Regions from separate parts of the Homo sapiens genome. Here region 2 is linked to region 1. The links are chromatin contacts, found by Hi-C in ENCODE. All regions are on one chromosome and are shown on one strand. The core of a region is the stretch at or near the end of the contact, and the rest is flanking DNA. Distances in the headings are between cores, read along the strand shown.

Region 1 (4,660 bases), core at 977-3,476:
ATGAGTTCCTACTTTTGCTGCCCATGCTAAATCGCTATAGATGCCCTCCTTCCGATGCTACTTCAGAGTTCATTTCCTAGCTCTTGGAGCCATTGAACTCCTGCAAAGCCTTAAAATGAGCACTTCTCACATAGCCAGCTCTTGGCTTACCCAACTTTGGCAAACCTTTTCACCTATATTGCCATGAAAAGAATAGGATTGTTTTGGGTATTCAAAACAACCTCTTGCCTCTTGGATATGAGGACTAAGCTCTGATTTTTTATCTTACCCAAATTCCTACCTAAGAGGTCTAGGGAGTCATGCCCTACAAACAATAAATTCTCATCAGATGGGTTTTATTGGACCCTACATATTGTGGCTTACTTTTCAATCTGACTGGCATAATATTATGAGACAAGGAAAAAAATATTTAACCCCAAGATCTATTTCCTTGCCATACCTTAAAATTGCCCTGCAGTGTCTCATGGGAAGAATCCACATCCTATAGAGAATCCCCTTCCCCTTTGTTTTCTTTCCTTCCTTCCCAGATCCAGAAGATAATCAACTAAGAGCCAGGCACACTTTTAAGTCCTATAAAAAAACTATTTACAACCTGGTCTCTCTAAAATCTCCTATCTAAGAGCTTCCTCTGCACAATAAAACTTGGTCTCCATAATCCTTTATCTTTAACCTGAACATTCCTTTCTATCGATCCCAGGTCTTCAGACAACCTCAACCAATTGTCAGCCAGAAAATCTTTAAACTTATCTATAAGCTAGAAGCCCCCACTCTGAGTTGTCCCGCCTTTCTAAACCAAACCAATGTATTTCTTAAACGTATTTGACTAATGTCTCATGCCTTCCTAAAACACATAAAACCAAACTGTACCCCGACCACCTTGGACACATGTTCTCAGGACCTCCTAAGGGCTGTGTCACGGGGCCATAATCACTCATATTTGGCTCAGAATAATTCTCTTCAAATATTTTACAGAGTTTGACTCTTTTCATCAACAGGTATGTCCTATACTATATTTCTGGTAAACCAAAAAGTATCAGAGACAGGTCTCAATCAATTTAGAAGTTTATTTTGCCAAAGTTAAGGATAAGCCCAGAACAAATAAACATGGAGTCACAGAAACAGTCTGTGGTCCGTGCCTTTTTCTAAAAATGAATTTGAGGGCCTCGGTATTTAAAGGGGAAAAGCAGGCCGGCGGGGAAAGAAGGAGGGTATGATAATCCACATGTTGCAAGGGAAAAGAAGTAGGTAGGGGAATAGTCAATTATGTATTCATCCAGTGCTCAGTAAATCTGCACTTTACATAAGATAAGGTGAACACAGAGTAACTACCTGTGGAGTTAACATTTTATCTCTAGCTATCTGCTTAGGAACAAGAGAAAAGGCAGTTTCTTGCACAACTCACATTTCAGCTTAATTTTTTTTTCCTTTTGGCATGATGAATTGGGGTTCTGAGTTTTTATTTTCCTTTCACATTCTCAAGTCAATTAGACCCTATGGCATCAGGCATGTCCCCATTCCTGTATGAAGTAGTCACAGCTGGTGCCTTAATTGGCAAATTCAGTATTCTTACATTAGGTTCCCTCCTTTACCTCCACGTTCCCCATTCTCCCATTCTGTGTCCATTCTCTTATGACTTAATAAGACACAGCACCTCGCAACACAGTAGCAGACCACCTATACACAGGTCTTATTAACCAATCCCTCCATTGTAATGCCTTTTTTTTTTTTTTTGTGACAGAGTCTCACTCTGTCACCCAGGATGGAGTGTAGTGGCATGATCTCGGCTCACTAAAACCGCCATCTGCCAGGTTCATGCAACACCATGATAGTGGTAAAGAAATTAACGACTGAGGTTATTCCTCATTTTGGCATTTCTTTATAGATTGAATCAGACCAAGGAACTCATTTTTTAGTAGAAATAAACCACTCACTCACAAAATCTCTGGATTACTCATTAAAACTTCTTACTTCATACCATCCTCAATCATCAGGTCAAGTGGAACATAAAAATCTAGACATAAAAAGAACTTATAGGAAAAAATCCATCAAGCCAACTCTTTCAACCAGGAGATCAGGTATACATCAAGATTTTTAGAAAAAGCTTGTACTGTTACCTTGCTAGGAAGGACCTTATGAGGTGCTGCTAACCACCTACACTGCTATCATACTTTCTGAATTTATGTGAGCCACATCAAGGTGGAGCCAGTCATCACTCTCAGGACAACTGGAAGACCATCCCTACAGGTGACCTCATAGTAAGGATTTCAGAGCCAAGGCTCTAGAAGCAAGATGACACCACAAAGCAAACAGCTTTCCTCAAGATCACAGATAAAAAACTTTGCTTTCATCTATTTTCCCCCTTTAAGTTTCTTTCCTCCCTGGTGTGGGGAGGGGAGTAGAGGGGGGATCTTTTTCAACAAAACCTCCCATTTATTGAGAAGCTGACTGGAGATTACTTGTCTCAATCTATCCTATTCTCTCTCTGATCCTCCACTGTGGGCTTTCTTTCAAATGCTGCCTCTTTCATATTAACCTCACTCTTTTCTTCATAGGTTAAACACAAACCTGACACCACCCTTGCACCAGTTTCCCAAACCTTGGTCATGTCAGCTAAACAATATAATTATTGCTTATGTCAACATCTGATAGCATGAACAAACCTGAATTAGTTTTTATTCCTGTCCATGGGGTACCAGGTGGACCAACTATGGAAGATAAATGAATGAAAGAGTATGGTATCCATGGTCAGAAAAACAATGTCACTCTACTTTTCCTTCTGGTGAGTTCACTGGGCAAGGAAAAACCTCTATGTAAGCTCAAGAATTGTCCCTTGCTCAAATAAAGACATTGGAAGAAAAAGACTTTTCCAATTAAAAACAAATATGGTACTGATCTCTTCCCAAGTAACAATCCAAGACAATATTGCAATCAAACCCTGTAGTTTGACTCCATACACCACATCCTCAAACCCATCATGGAGGTCATAATGAGGCAGGAGAATAGGGTTGGGAGACAGGGAGCCTGAGGACAAATTGGCTGACTTCTTGGAATTGGACCAAAAGGAAAACCCCACCTCTCCATGCCCAGGTGAAAAGGGACCAGAGTTCCTGACCTCTACAAAACCCTCCTCCCCTACCTCACGAACGAGAAATGCCTCTGACTGGTTGTGGCCCAAGCCTCCACTTCAGCCTCTGATTGGTTGCAGGCCAACCTCCACTTCAGCTTCTGATTGGTCACAGGCCAAGCCTCCACTTCAGCCTCTGATTGGTCTCAAACCAAGCCTCCACTTCAGTGTCTGATTGGTCACAGGTCAATCCTTCATTTGCGTAGGGTGTAACCAATTGGAGGTCTCTAAAGGGTACCTAGGGGTGTTAACCAAATTCTTTTAGTTTAATTTAAAACCCTGAAGAACATTGCAGTCAGGCTCTTGAGCCACTTGCTCAAGCTTGCTCCTACTCTGTGGAGGCTACTTTCACTTCAATAAATCTGTGCTTTTGTTGCTTCGTTCTTTTGTTGCTTTGTTTGTGCGTTTTGTTCAATTCTTTGTTCAACACTCCAAGAACCTGGAAAACTCACAGTCAGGACTTTCTATCCGGTGACAATAAGTGATTCTAGAACTACCTTTTATAGCACAAACTTTTGCCAAATCACCAAATGTGTTGGCTGGTTCATAGGCCACTCTTGCACAACCTGGGTGGGATAGCTCGGCTGCTCTCCTGATTAGGCTCCTTAGCACCAGAAATTGTATATAAATAGATCAAAAATCTGGATTAACTTGGTCAGGTGACAAAATCAAGCCTTTTAGCTGCCAAAGCCAGATTGCAGTTCTCCTATGTCAAATGTTTCACAACATTTTCTGCTTCTACAAACTGACAGAGGCACGTGAAAATGAAGGTGTGGAGACATCAATATGACCAATAACAAAAGTTGTGGAACACACTAGATCTTGGGAATTACAGGTTCCACTTTTTGTTCATGAACAACACTGGTCATTCTATCTTGTGTGGTTGATGAAAATGCTGCCTCTTTGTGAATCAGTTGGGACAAACGTTATCTGATTTATACCTTTGAACAAAAAAGATTAATATTCTCCATAAGATAATGAGGCTCAACCATTTGATTAGACTGACCTATTCCCAGAGTTGGGAGATTGGTTTAATGGGATATGGAGAAATGTGCTTAGATTTGCACTTTTCTGCTTATTTATTCTCATTCTGATCTACATATTCTTCTTTTGAAGATCTATCACTCAGCTGCTAAACTGATTCTTCTCTCCACAGCCACTAATTCAGATTTTATTATGAGAAACTTATGGTAAAGTTTCAGATGGGGGAAATGAAGGAATTCAAAATATGCTACCCCAAAATATGCTACTTTGGCATGTTGATTATTTTTATTATTTTACTTTATTTTTTGAGACAGAGTCTTACTTTATTGCGCAGGCTGGAGTGCAGTGGTGCAATCTTGGCTCACCACAACCTCCACGTCCTGGATTCAAGCGATTCTCCTGCCTCAAGCTCCCAGGTAGCTGGGATTACAGGCAGGCACCACTGGACCCAGCTAAATTTTGTATTCTTAGTAGAGACGGGGTTTCGCCATGTTGGCCAGGCTTGTCTTGAACTCCTGACCTCAGGTGATCCACCCGCCTAGGCCTCCCAAA
Region 2 (4,265 bases), core at 941-3,440, 110 kb before region 1:
TTGAAAACAATTCAGGTTTAATATAGCAAGTTAGCATATACATGTTTGAATGACTACATTTATGGTGTTATGAAGAAGTGCTTTCCGTTGTCTAAATAGCAGTTATGGAGAAAGAGTGCATTTGTTTGTAATATCTGATAAATTGGGCCCAGGATTGAGTTTATTTAATGAAATAAAAACTCAAAATAAACATTAATCTAGTAGTACAAACATCTAGTATTTACTATTAAATGATCACGATCAGTTATTATTGATAATAATCATAAGTAGGCTTTATGAAGGCATAATAGATTATTATCATTTTAACTAGATTACACACTTCTTAAAGAGAGCATCTTATAACCCTTTATTTTCCCAGTGTAGGCATAGCAAGGTGCTCACAAAAATGTTTACATTATTTCCCTTCAATGTATTTGCTCAGGCACTTGGGCAACTAGATCAAACCTGGTTTGCAACAAGTTTGATGAACCTGCTACCTGACATTTCTGTCCCTCACATGAAAACTTCCTGACATTCCTGTCCCTGACATGAAAGTTTCTCTTAATTCACAGTCAACTTAGCTACCACAGATTGGAACGTGAGGGGCTGAAATAGGCAAGGAGACAGCGTGAGGAGGAGGTTGCCTTAGAAATAGAGGATCAGCCTCATTATGTCTATTCGCCAGAAGGAAAAAAAAAAATTCCCCAGAAAGCCTTTCATCAAGGGAGGATCTAAACTCTAACACAGAACTGTTATCTATCCGCACATGAATTTCGGGGGAAGGAGGAGAAAGAGGGAGGTAATCGGTATAATTCACCCCCGAGGCTCTTTCCAGTTCCAAGACTGATTCAAAATTGGAGAGAATGGTGGAACCAACACACCAACATTCTGAACCCCTTCCACTCTCTCAACCAAGGAAGGAAGGAAGGAAGGAAGGAAGGAAGGAAGGAAGGAAGGAAGGAGATAAAGAGGGAGGAAGGGAGAGAGAGAGGGAGGGAGGGATTGGAGGGGAGGGGAGGGGAGGGGAGGAAGTAGGGAATGAGGGAAGGGAGAAGAGGGGAGAGGTGAAGGGAGGGAGGGAAAAGATAGAAAAAGATAAACCCTGGCCCTTTATGTCACTCTCCATTTCTGGGATGACCTAGTTCTGCCAAAAGAAGAACCCAGCAGCGGGGTGTGCCAGGACGAGGTACTATTCTCCACCTGAGACCCCACAGTAGCTAGAACAAAGCATTTCCTCTTCTCCACACCCCAACCCAACCCAACTGGCCTGAAATCATTTCACAAATTCTGGGGGACATCGAATCTCTGTCCTTGGCCTTGAGTAAACCCAGAAAAGTAGATGGGCCAAGAAATAGATTGGAAAAGTGGATCAGGCCCCGCGGCAGCAATTTAGATGGAGGGTAACGCAGGGGCGGGCAGGCGTGGAGTCTCGAGTTTATTCTCTATGACTGGGACACAGCTGGCTTTGAATAAGAACATTAAGTATACAGCACCATATTTTGGTCTTGAGCCCAGCCTCCAGCCCGTGGCACTCAGCCATTCGTCTCCGCCAGCCAGGCCCTGGCCCTGATTGCCGCGATGCAGGGAATGCCCATCAACTTGCAGTCACACCTGTTAGGTGTTTCTCCACTCAGTGCCTCCGCCCAGCAAGCGCCCCCCGCACGACCGGAGCCCCTGTGTTGAGTGGGCGCACCGGGAGGAAGAAGCAGGGCCGGGCCTTCCCGAGCAGACCCTGTGGGACTCGGTGCGGCGGGCGGGCGCGTGGGGGCGGCCTGAGAAGGCGGGAGAGGTCGAGGCAGGCGGAGAGGGGCATTGGCAGGGCGGGGGCAGGGCCGCCGCTGCTCGCGTTACGTTCCCAGAGCCTGCAGCGGAGGCGCGGGGCTAAGCAGCGGAGGGGATGGGGCTTCCACAAGCTTCTGCATTTCCCCTCACAGCCCCGGCGCCGCCTCCCCTGGCTGGGCCGCGGTGCCCGTTAGGCCGCGCAGGGTGAGAGCTAGAGCGGGCGCGGGCGGGCGGCACCTCGCCCGGGACTGGAAGGGAGGGCGCAGCGGGGCCACGGCGGGGGGATTCCGCTAGCCGGGCGGCCCGCGAGTCCCCTGAGTGCATCAGCCCCCGCTGCCGCGGGACCGCGGCCGGGACGGAGCTCCCTGCGCGCCCCCCGGGGGCCGGCAGCGGCCAGGAGGCGGCGCGGGGCTCGGCCGCTCGGCCCTGCAGCTCCGCGCACCCGGCAGCGGCGGCGGTGCAGCCTCGGGCGTTCGGACAGCCTCCGAGCCCATGGCGGGGAGCGACGTGGACAGCGAGGGCCCCGCACGGAGGGGCGGCGCGGCGCGGCGTCCGGGGGCCCCTGGCGGGCCAGGAAGCGAGGCGGCAGCCGGCTGCCCGGAGCCGCTGTCCACTGCTGAAGCGCCGGCTGAGAGCGCCACGCTGCCCGCCTGGATGCGCCTCTACTTCTACGGGATGCACGGGATCACCCTGGACGTGCTGGTGTCCTCGGCCCGGCGCTTCGCCCGCAGCCCGGACCTGCGGATGCTAGGCTTCTCCTCGCCCTACCGCTGCCTGCTGCACTCGCTCACCCATTTCGCCCTGGAGAAGGTGTACCTGCAGCAGCGGCGCTGTCCCAACGCCTTCGTCTTCAATTTCCTCCTCTACCCCTCGGCCCACGTGGGGCTGCAGACCCTAGCGGGCCAGGCGCTACTACTCAGCCTGGGCGGCGGGGCGGGGGTCGCGGTGGCGCCAGGGGCGCTGGACCTGGCGCTGCAGTACGTGCTGGCGCTCTACCACTGCCAAGTGTTCCTGAAGCGCTTCCTGCGCTTGCGGTACGGGCGACAGAGGCGGCGGCAGCAGCAACAGCAGCAGCAGCAGCAGCAGCAGCAGCGGAGGGGCGCGCTCCCCGTCCCTCCCGGCGCCCGGGTCCCTACTGCGGCCGGAGCCCGGCGGCGACGACCCCGTGGCCCCAGGGGCGCCGGGGGAGCCCCCAGCCAGGGGCTGCCCGACCTACCCCGCTTTCTTTTCTTCGGAATGCACGGCTTTCTGGATGAGATCTTCTTCACCTTCTTCTTCAACGTACTGGGGCAGGGGGACGGGACAACCAGCGGCCACACGTCGCTCTGGTCCTTCTTTATGTACGGCAGCTGCAGTTTCGTGGTGGAAAAGCTCTACTTCCACCTCCACTACAGCCGCGGTTGGGGCACTTGGAAGCGGGTGCCCATCTACGTGATCTTCATCTACGTGTGGGAGCTGTCCTGGGGTCTGGGACTCCGCACGTGCGGGGCTTGTTCCTGGGACTATTCTCACTACCCGCTCAATTTTATGGGCCTCATCACCCTGATGTATTTACCTGGCTGGATATTCCTTAGTGTGTACCAGGACCTAATTTCCAACGTGTTGTGGAGGGTGCAGTACGTACCAGCTAACTAAAACCAAAAAAGAAAGAAAGAAAAGGAAAAAGTCACTGGATTCCCACGAATGGATGCGATTTATTTTTACACATTTAAAATGAAGTGGGTTTTTTAGTCCTTTAATTTTTATACGCTTTACTAAACTCTTCCAAATTGTTTTATTCCACCTTTTAGTTTTTCTATTTGAAACCCGTGTATAATATACTTTGAAACACTACTCGAAACATAATTCAAAGTACTTTATTTGCCAATGTTTTAAAACATTTACAAGCCCAAACGTTTACACGCCCAAACAGCAAAACCGTTATACCTTAACATCAGAATGATGTAGTAGTGTTTACCCATCTGGCAACAGATGAGTGACAGCTACTAATTTTTTTTTTTTTGGCGGGGGGGGATCTTTAAATCAGAGACCAGTGATTTTTACAAGATTTGGCTAAATTTTCTGATTCAGTGATTTGTTTTACTTTCTTTTTAATCTAATTTCATTTTAATTCCTTGCCATATTTACCAATGACTGAAGAAACTCAATGTCTTGTACTCTTGAGACTACAGTTAATAGCTCTTAAAGTGCCTCCGTCTAGCACACAAGTGAAAAGAGGCTGAAAAATGTGAAAGCACGTTCTATGAACAGATTTTTAAATGAGAGGTCTTTTCTAGCAACTCACACAGGTGACACTGTGTTAAGATATTTGATCTCCATCCTGGAAATGATTGCTTTCCAATGTGGGTAAGCCTTAAACAGCAGGTGTGTTAACGTTGATCAGATCCTGTGTTATCTATGGCTGTAAATTTTTGTTACTGTGCAATAATGTAAAATGTTTACCTTACATAGCCGAGGGCCAAGTGAAATTATATCACCTTCCACAGTGTTCTAACTCCAAGGAC

The links. A loop is a pair of places that touch in the nucleus more often than their neighbours do.
Region 2: a loop to region 1 is called in a map of Calu3, with 2.6 times the contacts of the local background. The contact joins the promoter of TMEM229A here to the promoter of SPAM1 in region 1. A Hi-C loop is called at or near these places in 1 of 168 maps with a recorded cell type or tissue (Calu3).

What each region holds. Positions count from the first base shown.
Region 1 is chr7:123,922,807-123,927,466 of GRCh38, reverse strand. It overlaps SPAM1 (sperm adhesion molecule 1), which reads right to left and starts at 2,226. Exons shown (of 5, transcript NM_153189.3): 1 at 2,115-2,226.
Region 2 is chr7:124,030,992-124,035,256 of GRCh38, reverse strand. It overlaps TMEM229A (transmembrane protein 229A), which reads left to right and starts at 2,190. Exons shown (of 1, transcript NM_001136002.2): 1 at 2,190-4,265. The coding sequence starts at 2,254. The coding sequence ends at 3,396.